2 separate regions of the Mus musculus genome follow, and region 1 is linked to region 2. The links are chromatin loops, found by intact Hi-C in ENCODE. Cell type or tissue: left cerebral cortex. All regions are shown on one strand. Region 1 overlaps Gabra2 (gamma-aminobutyric acid (GABA) A receptor, subunit alpha 2). Region 2 has its middle 48 kb from the start of Gm26044.

The links. Peaks named below come from ENCODE experiments on the same cell type or tissue, not always from the same donor. Only the 100,000 strongest peaks of a DNase experiment are listed, where the experiment ranks them.
Region 1: a loop joins it to region 2, with 13 times the contacts of the local background. A loop is called at or near these places in 6 of 42 quality-filtered maps.

The regions. Positions count from the first base shown.
Region 1 is chr5:71,091,163-71,093,662 of GRCm38, reverse strand. It overlaps Gabra2 (gamma-aminobutyric acid (GABA) A receptor, subunit alpha 2), which reads left to right. Exons shown (of 10, transcript NM_008066.4): 3 at 1,576-1,691. Among named protein-coding and RNA genes, the nearest start is that of Gabra2, 3.4 kb to the left of the region's middle. In left cerebral cortex, a CTCF peak has its summit at 1,032; DNase peaks (open chromatin) are centred at 410, 986 and 1,547; H3K4me3 peaks cover 1,551 bases; H3K27ac peaks cover 976 bases.
Region 2 is chr5:69,703,285-69,705,784 of GRCm38, reverse strand. No RefSeq gene overlaps it. Among named protein-coding and RNA genes, the nearest start is that of Gm26044, 48 kb to the left of the region's middle. In left cerebral cortex, a CTCF peak has its summit at 1,372 (motif pointing left); DNase peaks (open chromatin) are centred at 872 and 1,351.

The DNA.
Region 1 (2,500 bases), 1.4 Mb before region 2:
TTATGAGTTCTAACAAAATAATGTTTAAGATATTTTGGAACAGAAAAGAAATCTGTTTGGAAATACTTCACTTAACTGGGAAATGCCATCTATGACTAAATATTGACTTTAGAAAGATAATCTGAACTATAACTGAGAAACAAACACCTCAGGTGAAACACTTCAGCTAGACTCTTGTGACTATCTTAGGGACTGGCTTTAAAAATTAGAATGAGAAACTTTTGAAGGTAGAGTATATGAATTGATATTCTTACATAACTTGAAGATGTCCATCTTCATGTCCACACTTCAACACTCCCTCTGTTCTTCAAAATTCCAGCTTGAAGTTTATTGCCAATTTTGGTGTATTATAAGTATTGTTAGCTTCTGGTTCTGCATTCATTTAAATGTAAATGGTCTCTGTCGCTGATGTTTTATATGATATATATTGACTAGAATGGAAGTACACACACTCCCTGACTTTAAAGGCTTAGGCATTCACTTATCAATGAATAAGACCCAAGACCCAGTGCTGACAGCTTAACTAAATATCACTCTACTCATTTTCTGTTCTATATTTGACCCAATAATGTTCATGGCAGTATTTTATTCTATTATATAAATGATTCCTTTTTGGGGACAGTAATTTAAATCTCTGAATCATTCCGAGAAAAAATGGCAATGAGAGGGGACACTCTGTTTTATACATTCAGTTTATTTGACCAAATTGCTGTCACAAAATCAGGTTTCTGGCTTTATGATGGAGAAATCATGAAGAAAAATCACTGCCTCTAAAGCTTTGCTAGGGGTGTTTTAAGACCCCTTTTCTTGCCACAAATTTATCACCAGAGAAAGGCTAACTGGACACTTTTATCTTTATGTAGCCCCTTATTACTTCTCTGAGACCACTCAAAGGACCTGGCCTTCTTAGAGTCTGTGAGGGTGTGTGTTGCTCTTGCCTTCAGACCCCATCTCCATCTCCTGGCTACACTGGAGCTTGGCAACCTGCCAGTGGAGTTCCCCTGATGTCTATATTATGCTTGGCCATTGGGTGGAGGTATATCCCAAGTGAGGAAATTACTTTCATCTAAAACTGTGAAAGACATAAGAGAACAAGAATGCTATGTATAAGAATGACAGGGAATTTTTGTGCCACCAAGATAACAGTTTATTTTCCAATTAATAGTCACAACACTGAAGAATTACTTCAGAAGTTTCTCTAGTTATTTCATTCATCTAATTGCAAAGCAATCTTGTTGATAATGCCTACATATGAGAATCAACAAATATGGTGTGTTCTAAAGAGGAGACATTAAGATTATAGCTCATACAGAATAACAAATGCTAGAAGTCTCAAAGGTGTTACCATTATTCTTTTGATATTTACTGTTTCTTTTTTGAAACAGAATACTTACCTTCCCAGCAAGTTTAGTGCTATTTATAGAGTGAAAAAGAGAAAGAAATGTATGTCACTAATGGCTGAAGGAGCCTTAAATTAAGTTAAATTCAGATCAAGGAGAAAGAGCATTTTGGCGCTTAGCCAAACACTGTATGTACATATATGATATATACAAATGTGTAAAATTATCTGTTTAGGTTGGTGCTGGCTAACATCCAAGAAGATGAGGCTAAAAATAACATCACCATCTTTACAAGAATTCTAGACAGACTTCTGGATGGTTATGATAATCGGCTTAGACCAGGACTGGGAGGTAAAAATAGTTTTCCTTTATTTTAAACCTTCAAAATACAATGGCTTTACAAGTTAAAGGTAAGGTGCTCATCTTAATGCACTCTATGCATGAAGAAATTGTCAAGTCTTTGAAGTCCTACAGAATGAAAAGTAAGAAAAACAAAATAAACATTATAACGTCCCTTTGCACATGTCTAACCTATTTAGCTATATATTGTGTAGAGTGCCCATATTCATATAGGGATGTGTGTGTGTGTGTGTGTGTGTGTGTGTGTGTGTGTGTGTGAACAGTTTTATAGTTAAATTATTGGAAACATCCTGTTTTCTATGCAGAGAATATATATTTGTATTATTTATCTGCTGTGCCTGTGTAGCATCAAATGCTACTAAATTATCACTTTTACAAATGCCTATCTTCAGATCAGCATAGATTACACAATAATCAGAGAAATAAAGATGTTGCAAATATGTAGTGGCTGTAATCCTACTTTACAAAGTTGAAACAGTTGAATTTCAGGCTTCAACAACAATTTTCAAGTAAAAAAAAATGTTTTTTAAATCTAAGAAGTTATCGAAATTAGAGGAGGCTAGTGTGTTAAATGCCAATTAGTGTTCAGGATTGTTAAGTGACACTAAAGTTAGATACAAGTAAGCATAGGGATGGGACTGATAAAAATATCCCAAGCCAAGATATTGTTACTTATGAGTTTTAACAATGTTAAATGCTTGCCTATTTGTACACATATAGATATGTTACTTAAAATGTTAGTTAAAAACTATATATGATAAATATGCCCATGTACACATAATTATTGCAATGCTTAATTG
Region 2 (2,500 bases):
GTTATTGTATGGAGACCATTAGAATATGTCCAGGAGTATAGATGTATCAGGATATAGGTAAAGGTATATAGATGGTTGTTATAGTATAATTTCTTGAGAACCCTCTATGTTGTTGTCCAAATTCACGATACTGGTTTATAATGCACCAACTTTTGTGTAACTTTTAACAAGATTATAGTAAAGGATCTGCCACAGATAAGGATAGGCTCAACTTGCTCAGCTCCAGACTTTTAGAAACCCTGTTTTATGAATGCTATTTTTTCTTCCATTGTCAGCCAAGCATTCTAGTTGGACAGACAAGACGCCATCTACTGCTGGCTGCTCTGCGTAGTACTGGGAAAGACAATGAACCCTAACCCTTGCTGAGCTACAAAAGGGATTTCTTGTAATTAGAAGTTAATATGCCAAGCTTAGCCCAAGGCTATTTAAGCAGACATTATCAGTGGCATGGCCTAACGGTCTGTTAGCATTTGTCTGGTCTTAGCCTCCATCCATCTGTTCAAAATATGTATCCAACTCCATCTTGGCTGTCTTGAGCCTCTCCATGAGACAATTAGAGAGGATGGGCATCTTAGTATTCTATACGTAGAGCATGCTAGTTGGGGATATGCCATTTAAAAAAAAGTGGTTATTTCCATATCTGAAGACTAAGCCTTATTCAGGTGACTAAGACCCTTATTTATTACCTAGACATAGACAAATTTCCTAGAGCTTTGTCTATTTCTTGCTGCCAAATGTTTCTTTTCCCACACTCCTGCCAAAAGAGCCACCTGTCTGCCTAGCTGTGCCTGGAATTCCTTGGTGAAAGTTGACCTGTCTGCACTTTCTATCAAGGAGACCTTGGTGACTCTGATTCCCATGTTAATTTGTCTTACTACAAGTAATAGAATCTTCCTCCAGATACCAACATTTAATGAATGTCTGACATTAAGTCTCATAAGAGATTGCTAAAAGCACAAGAAGTCCTGACTCCCAGACAGCCTGGCATTTGTTAGGCTGAATCAGCAGCAGCTCAAAGAATTGAGTCAGCTCTTAGCTCATAATTGATCTTTTAATGTATGTACCTTGTTTTTAATCATATTATAAAGAAAAAGAAAAAACACTTTATTTAAAGGAAACATGACCAGCATTTTGAGAAATGTTTATTTCTACTTTGAATGACTAAATGCCTTGTGTCCATTCGGAAAGGGGATGTGGCTTTTTCATACTCTCCATGTTCCCACAGGGGTGAAAAGGCATGGATGGATTCCATGAATACAATTAGCAGATTGCAGAAGGCTTTGGAAATACACATATCAGCCTTCCTGAAAGTGTCAGTAGCAGGTCAGGTGGGCAAGGAAATTTCCTGTCTTGTCCTATACTGCCATCCTGTGGGAGGTACAGGCAAAATAGTTCCTTAAGAACTCAGCTAATCACACTTCACAGTGGTACCTGGATGAGCCCAGTTTTCCTCTTAGGACAGAGAGCAAAGTAAATAATAAAACTATATTTTATGTTCTAGTGCTGGTGACTTCGATAATCTTCATGAACTGAATAAATAGAGATCTAACCTAAACAACACAACTCCAGCCATCTTCTGCTATACCAGACACACTTGTAGGCTTAGAATTTACAAAACCTATTTTATTTAGTGTTCTGAAATGCTTTAACCTCCATTATAGCTCACTGACCAGGAGCAGGGGAGAAAAAAAAGTTCATAGGAAAAGGGGGTTGTGGATTTTTCTTTAGTGATAGTTCTTTGGGGGAAATTCTACTCTTCATCATCAGATAACCAGCAGTCCACTTCAATAGTAAACACTAACCATGAATCTGTATCAGCAGCACAATTCAGCAGAGGAAGCAAGGCTCTGGCCAAGTGGCATGAGTTGGTGGAAGCAGCCAGTATCAGCAGGGATATTACAGGATGCTCTCTGGTGCATTTCTCTCTATGAAATCAAGACCAGCAAAGACCAGTGAAAACCAGCAAAGAAGCAAGACCAGTGAACACCAGCAAAGACAAGGGAAATAGCAAAGCGTTTCACAGTGTAGATATGGGAGAGCATCCTTTTAATGTCTGTGGGGTCCATTTATATTCTCTCTAAACATCACACGCCCTCTCAAGAGTCTGTTTCCAGCAAAACATCAAAGGCCCTCTGACAAGACAGCTTCCAGAAAAATATCATGTGACACAGTTTTAGAAAAACATTACACAACACAACTGAATTGTTAAAGAAACCAGAAATGTCTACTTGTCTGTCGTTTATTTATCCACCTTCATGACACCCATGAAAATAGAGATTTTTACCATCAGAGCATTCCAAATACATAGAACACAGCCAGAGACACATGAGTTAGGCAATTACTGTCTTGAATATAGTTTGATATATTCATCTAATGTATAGTTATATTCTTCCCACTGGAAGGAATCAGATTGTATAAATTTATTAAAGAGCCTTTATCTTTCCAACATTGCAGTCAATTTTGCCAATCAGATCAAAATATAATGCATGAAGATCAGATT